Regions from separate parts of the Mus musculus genome. Here region 2 is linked to region 1. Evidence: chromatin contacts called from ENCODE Hi-C data. All regions are on one chromosome and are shown on one strand. The core of a region is the stretch at or near the end of the contact, and the rest is flanking DNA. Distances in the headings are between cores, read along the strand shown.

What was found. A loop is a pair of places that touch in the nucleus more often than their neighbours do.
Region 2: a map of left cerebral cortex shows a loop between it and region 1 (5-fold over the local background). The contact joins the promoter of Homer1 here to the enhancer-like site in region 1. A Hi-C loop is called at or near these places in 4 of 37 maps with a recorded cell type or tissue (gastrocnemius, left cerebral cortex and regulatory T cell).

The regions. Positions count from the first base shown.
Region 1 is chr13:93,263,703-93,268,715 of GRCm38, forward strand. No RefSeq gene overlaps it. Among named protein-coding and RNA genes, the nearest start is that of Homer1, 38 kb to the right of the region's middle. Within about 2 kb of position 3,061, at least 1 of the 3 ENCODE cell types and tissues checked has a DNase peak (open chromatin) inside an H3K27ac peak, as active enhancers do; it is left cerebral cortex, where a contact is called at or near this core.
Region 2 is chr13:93,301,100-93,306,112 of GRCm38, forward strand. Homer1 (homer scaffolding protein 1) reads left to right here and starts at 2,658. Exons shown (of 10, transcript NM_147176.4): 1 at 2,658-4,203. The coding sequence starts at 4,199.

The DNA.
Region 1 (5,013 bases), core at 1,811-4,310:
TAATTTTAAATAATATTTAGTTAAAAATAATAGAAAAATATTTTTTCCTGTGGGGAACAATCGTTACTAACAACGCCAAACCATTTACTTATATTTAAATTTTACTTTAAACTTATTTTAACATTTGCTACTATAGCTTCTTGCCATCGGTGACCATGTAAGGGGCAGTGAATATTTACATAAATAGAATCACAGAACTAAAGGATGTGAAGGCCCTGTAATCTACTGTGCTTTCAAACAAATAAACGAGCCCTCACAGGTAATTTCTCTTTGTCACAGAGCTAGTTATGGCAGAGAAAGACCATAGTAGTCAGCAATCAATCAGTTTCCCAGACTTCTAGGAATGCCTTATTTAGTTATTAAGTTGCCAACAAACAGAGTGGGGAAAGTAAAAGTTTTGGGATTCGACAGATTTAGGAATTAGGTAGATTTAGGCTCAAATCGCCTGGCCCTTAAGCAAATGACAGTTCCCTGCTGACACTCCATTCCCTGCCTTTTAAACAGGGGGTGATTACATTATAGATAGGTGAGAAAGCAAAATGTTCAGCTACTTCGTACAACAGCTTGGTGGTCTCTCAACATGCTAAACATACATCTACGTAGCACTTCACTCATAGTATTTTGCAAGAGACGATGACACACATATTCCTACAAAGATGCAAACATGAACCCTCACAGCAGCATGGTCGAGAGTCATTCCAAACTGAAAGTCACTAACTGCCCTCCAACACATGAGCAGATAGAGTAGGGGTCACAAATCCATACAATGGGAACCCCTGATGACCGAAATGTGCTGTAGTGAATGTGGATCCTAACAGCTGTGCTGAGTGAAATAAGCTATAAGAAGGATATCTGGTATGATTCTATTTGCATGAAACTCTAGAGAATACAACTTAATCCAAAGAGGCAGAGGTGGATGGTGTTTACCTAGAGGTGAGGTAGCTGAGAGGAATAGGAAGGAGGAGGGATTCTCAGGGGCAGCTTTGAGTTAATGAGCAGAATTAAATATGTGGTGTTTATGTAACACTTATCCTGTTGGGAAAATACACATAAAATGCTTAGCAGAATGCTGACCATGTAATAGCCACCCAATAACTGCAAAGTATCACGTGCTGATTACAGTATTGTTTGAGTTTTCCTTTAGAATTGCTTGATAAGTTAATTATAGAATATGTCTAACGAGAAGAAGTCGAGAGGCATAATGCAGGGAACATCAAACTGAGAAGAGCACCTTTATATGAAGCAGAAAGTTAGCTGGGGTGTGGTGGCACACACCTTCAATCCCAGCACTCAGGAGGCAGAGGCAGGTGGATCTTTGAGTTCAAGGCCAGCCTGCTCTATATGGTGAATTCTAAAATAGCAAGGGCTACACAGAGAAACCCTGTCTAGAAAGAGAGAGAGAGAAAGAGAGAGAGAGAGAGAGAGTGCAGAAGTAGCGATGGGAGCTAGCATGATAAAGGAACTGTTTTTCTCTCATTTTTACTAAAGAAGCATAATTTTTACTTTCAAATTATATACTTTATAAAATTAATAGATTTTCAGAAGTTTTATAGATAAATTTCTATTGGATTCACAGAAATTGATATTATTGTACCCAATAAAAACTTGAAAATTATATACTTTATATGTCTGAAAAATCACAAAACACTTTACAGCACTAAGGGGAGGCATTTCTCATGACTAAATAGTAAGAAGTACTCACAACCTATTTAATGAGCCAGAAAGAAAGGAGTCACACACTTTGATATATCTAAGTTTAAATATATATATCTCAAAGATAAAAGAGCAAATGCTAGTGAACTTGTACAACCTGCCAGGGCAACCTCGCCAGAAGCCTGAGAGATTATCTATCTGAATTCTAAGAGAATTGCAGGAATGGCTGTGGAGGCTCACAGATAGCACTGCAGTGCACAGGACAAACTACTGATCTTGTCATTGAAGGGGAGAGTCACTGAAAAATATGCAAACAACCTCCTGGGGAAAGGTGCCTTAGCATGTAAGAGAAATTTATACAGAAATACAGCGAGCACTTAGGAAAATAACAATCATGCGTCAAAGGAAAAGCCAGTAGAGGAAATATACAAGATGTAAGTTCTTCCTAACTCCAACACTTAGAAAGTAGCAACAGGAAAACCAAGATTGTCTTTAGCTACATAGTAAGTTCAAGGTCTGCCTGGGCTACAACAAAACCCTGTCTCCAAAACAAAACAAAACAAAACAAATCCTCACATGTAACGTTATTTCCTACTGTTGAAAATGACATTTTAAAGACTGTGTCACCATTGGAGTGACAATATTTAAAAATTATGGCGAGAAAATGAGAATAAGAAGAAAGAAGGTGTGATGGTTTGAATATGCTTGGCCCAGGGAGTGGCACTATTAGGAGCTGTGGCCTTGTTGGAGTAGGTGTGGCCTTGTTAGAGAAGGTGTGTCATTGTGTGTGGGCTTTAAGATCCTCATCCTAGCTCCCTGGAAGCCAGTCTTCTTCTGTTTGACTTCAGGACAAGATGTAGAACTCTCAGCTCTTCCTACACCATGCCTGCCTGGACATTGTCATACCTTCATAACAAAGGACTGAACCCTCAACCTGTAAGCCAGCCCCTATTAAATGTTGTCCTTGTAAGAGTTGCCTTGGGGGCTGGTGAGATGGCTCAGTGTGTAAGAGCACCCGACTGCTCTTCCGAAGGTCCAGAGTTCAAATCCCAGCAACCACATGGTGGCTCACAACCATCTGTAACAGGATCTGACTCCCTCTTCTGGAGTGTCTGAAGACAGCTACAGTGTATTTACATATAATAATAAATAAATCTTAAAAAAAAAAAAAAAAAAAGAGTTGCCTTGGTCATGGTGTCTGTTCACAGCAGTAAAACCCTAACTGTGACAGAAGGGTATAAAGTATACAGATCAAAAAGCTTAATTTGAAGAACTGTTAAAAAAAATAGGGTTCAGAGCTCCCCCTGTGCTGGGAGATGTGAATTTAAAATGTGTAAATGTTATCTGGGGAGAGAACACCCGGTACAGTGCCTGTCAACATCTGAGCAGGGATTAGCTAGCTTAGGTCAGCCCCTGGGCGTGCTTGTGAAGGGCTATCTGGTTTAGGTTAAGTGAGGAGGGTCGTCCCACCGTAGCTGTGGGTGCTGCCCTCCCACTGCCTGGGGTCCTGGACTGAGTGAAAAGGATAAATGAGCTGGGCACTAGCATTCATCCTCATGCCTTCCTGACTATGGGTGTAATGCGAGAGGCACTATACCATGACCTCCCTGCCAGGGGACTCTGAGCCAAATAAATCCTTCCTTCCTTAACTTGATTCTTGTCAGGTATTTTGTCTTAGCAACAAGAAGAGAAACTAATTCGCCAAGTTTACAGATTGAGTTCTTCCAAGTAGAAGATGCCAACAACAGTAATGAAGGAGGTGGGCTGGGGGAAATGATTTGGGTAAATAGATCAGGCGTGTTGACTGACCCCTTTTCTGGTGAGAGGACCTCAGAGAGACACTGCTAGCTAAGGGGATAGCACAGAAGAGTGGAGGGCTCCATGTGCCTGAAGCTTCAGTGTTTGTTCATTTTAAACTAGGTATGCAGAGGGCTAAGGATAGAAGTGGCCCACTTTCTCTCTGGATCTCCACTGGAGGATGTTGTGCCATTCTAAAGAAGCCTTCTGTAGGAGTTGGGTGGGCAGAACTGTGAATATAGCCTTTCTCCTTGAGGGTAGCTGTTTTGTGAGGTTTGGCTTAAAAATCTTAGGGACCTAAGAAACTTGGTTTTGCTTTGTGTTTTGAGAAAGGGTATCGCTATGTAGCTCACATTAACCTCAAATTTGATATATAGCCTAGGCTAACTTCAAACTCATCACGCATCAGCCTGAGCTTCTAGAGTGCTGGGATTACAGACTACCTCCTAATATGATCTTAAGGAATCTCTTAACTCCTGGGCAATCTTTGAAGCGAATTTAAAGACCTGCAAAGGTCTTGGAAGGAAGACACAGTTTGTGTGGGGAGAAGTGACCTTTTAGCAAGCCAGGAATTTACTTCAGCCTCCATGTGCTAAATAAATACAAAGTCAAAGACATTCTGCACTTTAGTTTACAGATGTGAGAGGCTTAAAATGTAGTGGCTCAGAGATTCAGAGATTACTGAGCAAGAAGCATAGAAGACTTTCTGTTTGGGTGTTACAGAATCTGCCTGGCTCGGCTTCCATGCTTGAGGTCACAGAGCTGGGATGGTACGTACACTCCTGCATAAAAAAGCTTACAGGGTCTGTACAGAGGCATCAAAGGAAAAGAATGCCTTTGTAAGCATTTTAAGTCAGCCTCCCCGAGTCTCACATGGTCTGTTTCTTGTCTCTTTAACAGCCTCTTGTTTTTGAGATAGTGGAGTTATCCAGGTCGCCTCATACGCTAGACAAGCTCTAGACCCTCAAGACCCTGACAGCTATTCTAAAGCAGCTGATTATGAGATAAAACTAAAAGGAGGGAATGAGGGCAGTTCCCACATCAGTTAAAACAAAAAAACAAAAAACAAAAAACAGAACAAACCAGAAGATGACAACACAAACAAATAAATACCTAGGGCTTGCACATTGCTTAATTATTACAGTGAGCCCTTCAGGTACCATTATTAGGTACATATTAGGATCTAGAAAATTGAGGGTCACAGATATTAAATGATTTACTCAGTACTATCTGGCTCTACTGGATTCAAACTAAAAAAACTGTCAGTCTCTGCCCTTCATGTTCTTAACATCCCTGTTTGATGTAATAATTCTTAAAGTCCATGCTGCTGTTAGATTGTGATTTTATTAGCATAACAAAAGGTGGTTGCATTAAAACAGCTTTTCATCTTCATTATTAATCATCATCCTTACTTCAGAAATGTTTTCATCTTATTCTTCATACAGCAAACCTTGTTAGTACAACATCCACTATTACAGATCACAAAAACTATTTTCAATAGGGACACACTGCCAAGCTGAAGTCACGACTACTTTTGTGCTGGTTCTGGTGATTTCAAATAAA
Region 2 (5,013 bases), core at 1,408-3,907, 37 kb after region 1:
CCACACAAATGGGGAAAGAATAAAACTTGGCCAATTGTTGCTAGAATAAGATGCTGAAATGACCACTTAGGCTTTGAGTAATTACATCACAGTGAACAGTCAGATGTATGTACAAAAAGTTGCTCTTTCAGCTGGCAAGAGGCAGCTGAGAAGACACCACACCCTGTGACAAACAGAAACCGAGCAAAGGACTTTAAAGAAACTCTAAAGGCACCGAAGCAGCTCACAGACTGTCTTGGCAGGTGGGTAAAAATCAGTTTGATAAAGAACACAAATGGGAGGAGGCTACAATCATAGGCTTGAATGTGTTTGAAAATGGTCACATAAGTGTTAGTTAACACAGTAAGAAAGACCCAGAAATAGAGAATAAGGGTAGGTGAGTAGTTTTTTAAAGTTTTTCTTTTTTTCATTTTAGAGAGTAATAACACATTGCATTTGTACTTTGCAAGGATCATAAGATGACATTATTTGAAAAATAACAGTGTCATTGTTTTTGTATTTTATATTTAAGTAAAAATTTGTCTGAAATATAACTTAGTATCAGTTCTATCAGTACAATGGTATATTAGCCGATTTGGAAAGCAGATATTTGCTTTTCATTAATCTTCCATTACAACACTAAAACAAAACCAGACCCTGAGTTACCACTCAGGTGTGAAGACCAGAGTTTAGATCCCTACCATCCACATAAGCCCTGAGTGGGGTTGGCTGTCCACCTGTAGCTCCTGCACTGGGAAGGCAGAGACTGGATGTGAGCCCTGAGTGGGGTGGCCATCCACCTCTATCTCCTGTACTAGGAAGCCAGAGACTGGATGCCCAGAGTAAGCTGGTCAGTTGGATTAGCCCTCCTGATAAGATGAGTTTGGTTGAGAGAGAGAGAGAGAGAGAGACCCTCCCTCCATCCATCAATAAGGTGGACAGCAATCAAGGAAGACTCCTCACGTTAAACCTGATTTCCATTCTATCGTGTACACATGTTCCAGCACATGCACACACACATGCATACACACATGTGGGAAAAAAAAGGAAAAAAAAAACTCCTCTCAGTCTTTTTAATATTTCAAATTTAAAGCAAGATCATAACTTTATAATGTTCAGGTAAATGATCAGGCAGTCTGATTAGTTATAAATTAGCCCTAACACTTTGCCAAACTCAAGCAAGAAAATGTCAATGGAAAAAAAAAGCAAAATTGTTGTTCCTTAATTAAAAAAATCATGTGTTAACATTAAAAACATGTATTAAAAACCACATATAGCAGGCAAGCAAGGGACATTCTTGTAACTGCATTGCTTAGGAGGGATTAGGGAAGAGAGCCCAGGTGTTCAAGATCTTAATCAAACAAGGCAAAACAAAACCCACCACTCCTGGCATGATCTATAGAATTTTAGCTGACTTTCTTTTGAACTGCATTGGCATTGATGTACTATTCTTCTAAGGACAATTTAATGATTTTGTAATAATATCATGTCCTGGATTTCTCGGGTCACTTCAGGTTTTGAATGAAGTGAGTTTCATGTTTCATGTCAAATGAGTTTAGTTTGTAAAATGTGGTCACTGACTCTTTGGAGTAACTGAAGTACTAATGGCCTTTAGCAGGGTGCAGCACTTCTATTTCTGAACCACAATTGTCAAGTTAAATGGAATAAAAGCAAAACTCATTCTGTGAGTCTAACCAATAAAAGGCCCTTAACAACACAGGGCCATTTTAAAACTTCATGACTTTAAAAACACAATTTCACATATGCAGCTATAAATTTATAGACGGCTAGTCATCCTTGCCACATTAAAAAAAATGAAAATATACTCGAGAGCTATTGTGCTTACAAGATTCAAAATAATCAGGAACCCAAACGTATGTTTGTGTTAATAAAGTAGGACTTTGTTTCCAGACTGTAATTCATATCCTTGGTAAGTCAGACCTAAGGTGATTCGTTGGCACTTGCGATGCTGTAGAAGGGTAATTATCTGAGGGAACTAAGTTTACTTTAATGAATTTGACTCATTATGCCTTGCAGAACCATGGCTATGCAGCGAACTGCAACATTTAGAACATTTGGAAATCTCATTCTGCTTTAATTACTATCCTTTGTAACAAGAGGTTTGCTCCTAACTCTACTCTTTTTTTTTTTTTTTTTTTTTTTTTTTAAGTTAAAACGCACGCCTTTAGGAGGGGAGAAAGCTTAAAAGTTGACTATGTTCAGAATGGTATTTAGGATTCCTAAAATTAACGGTGGTTTTCCCCGAGTCTACCAGCAGTGATCACTCTCCCTCCCACGATTCCCTGCAGGTTGGGATGTGAACAGCCCGGGGATGCTGCTGCAAACCCAGTGGGAGAGGGAGACAGGACTTTACCGGCGACACTTCGGCACTGTTGCTATGAGTGATTCATTCGCATATGGCACATTTGTGCCAAGGAAACCTCCTCCCGCCGCTTCCTTCTCCGAGCTCTCCTCAGACTGTCTCCGGCGCCTTGGCCTTTAAGGAGAAGCGAGAGAACCGGGAGCAGGTGGGCCCGGAGCAGCTCGCTCAGCCCGCCTCCCCCAGCTCTTTCCCTAATTTAGCAGTACTTCCGGCCGCGTGACATCATCCCCCGCACAAGCTGACGTGAGCGGAGGGTGACGTATGTGCGGAGAGGAGCGCGCTGACGTTGCTATTTAAAGGTCCTTCTGCGGGGAGGATGGAGACACAGCGCGAGCACCCGGCGTGCGGAGCGGACGAGGCCGTGGCGGCCCAGAGCCAGCGCAGGAGCCGAGCGCACTGCCCGTCCGCCGCCGGCCGCTAGGGGAGGGGAAGGAAAAAGGGACGGACCGACGGACCGGCCAGCTCATCCCCTCCGGTGTTGTTCCTCAGCGCCCCGGTCCGAGCCCGGGCCCCGCCTCCGCCGCGCCCCACCTCCTCCGCCGGCCTGCGGCGGCGGCAGCGCTCCGCCCCTCGAGCCGGGAGGGCCGCGCTCTCCGCCCCGCCCCGCCCCGCCCCGCCCCCTCTCCTGCTCCGCTGCCGTGCTCGTCTCACGCCGGCGGCGCGGACCGGGAAGCGGCGCCCTCGGCTGCGCTCGGTTCGGAGCCCGCTCCGTGGAGTCAGAGGCAGCGACGGGCGCCAGGCCGCCCGGGCCGACGGAGTCAGCCGCTGAGGGGAGTGTAAGGAGGCAGCGGCAGCCCCGGGAATGTGAGGCGGCGCGGAGCGGGAGAGACGAGCCGGGGTGGGGGCACGAGCCGCGGCTGCCGTGCCTCGGACGAGCCGCCAGCCTCTCGCCTCAGCGCGCGGCCGCCGGGAGCTTGGGGGCTGGGTGCAGGGGACCGCGCGGGGTTGGGTTCTCTGATTCATTCATTCTCCGCCGTCGGGAGCCCGAGGCCGCGGGTGCTGCGAGGAGAGGCGGGAAGAGGGGGCGGCCGCGAGCGGGGCTCCATTGTGCTCGGCGGGGGCCGGGAAGCCAAAGGAGGTGGGCTCGGGCCCCTGCGCTGCTCCCCGGCGGCTGCGCCCCCAGCTAGCTGCCAGCCTGGAAATGGCTCCGCTGCTGCTCCTCGGGAAAACGAATCGATCCTTCCCAGCCTTCTCTGCCTGCTCTCCACCTCCTCTCTGCTCCGAGTCTTAGGAGGACGAACATTCAAAGGACAGATTCCAATGTGGTGTGCCGTGCACATCGGGAGCGGCTGGGGTTTGCACTTCGAGATTTCTTCTATATAATTTTTTTTTTTAAACGTAAGGGAGGCAGTAGCATTGCTGCCTGTAGGATTTTTATTCAAGTGCACGTCGCGTTGGGTTGCACGCTCCACCCCCAGGGACCTGGTGTGGTGAAATTTGAACCCACCGCCTTAGCCCAAAAAGGCCGAGTAACCTGGCTGCCTGAGTGTCGTGGAAGACGTGAGCGAAATGACCAGCGAACTCATTTTTTATCAGACTTGCTGAAGCTGGCTTTTGCGTTTTTTCTACACGTACGCTTAATTTTGTGGAATAGTTAAGTGCTATATTCTCCGCGCAACCTTTTCAAATTCCAAATGTTTGAACATTTTGGTGTCAGCGCGAGTGAAATCATTTTACCGACAAGAACTAACTGAATTGTCTGCCTTGTTGAGTTGCCTCCGGAAAAGATCTCGGGGGTGGAAAAGCAACTGCAAAATAACAGACGGAGAAAATTCCTTGGAAGTTATTTCTGTAGCATAAGAGCAGAAACTTCAGAGCAAGTTTTCATTGGGCAAAATGGGGTAAGGATTTTGTGCTTATCACAGCTTTAAATCTGCTTATGCTTGTGTGGAGTTGAACGGTGGTGGTGACCATATTTTTAAATCCGATCCCTTGCAAAACGGGTACTACTTTAAATTAGAGATTTTATTTGCATTATTGTAGAGCGACACCAGAGGTCCTAATTAGAATGTGTAATGTTTGTAACTCAGTTATAGTTTTATTAATTATATATATATAAAGACAGTGCACTAGTCTACCCTGTACCTCTTAATTGATCAAACTGCTATATAGGTTACTAAAATTTTGCCATCTTAGGTTTGGTTGACGGTGTTGTTCAAAGAGAAGAGCTGCATTCTTCCAGTACTTTGTAGAAATAATCAGCTGTTACAAAGAGAGAATTGTAATGAGTAGTTAGACTCCAGTCCTTGAAACTGACCCTTTGTAAGTTGGTGCCCTGGCAGTGCCCTCTGTTTTATCCTTGAACATCCGAAACCAAATGTACAGCTTGGTTTATTGGGCATTAAACGAAAATCGCAGTGTTTCGATGTCCACGGTGTGGGTGCTGGAGAGACAAAGCTGTTGGTTGAAGGGACTTGTTCACTTTTTCTGTTTGCCTCAGACCTTTAGCTGGTGCCAGCGGTGTCAGATTTACATCTTCAGCATAGCCAAAAGCCGGTCTAGAGTGCATTTCCAAACTTTTCATTCTAAAGACTACAGCTTAATAAAATGCTAGGAGTTCTTTAGTTAAGCTGGGAACATGTGTTATGGAGTGGTGATCTATTCATTTCTTTAGTGGATTGTCAGTGCTTTCTCTGCGGTCCAACTAACAC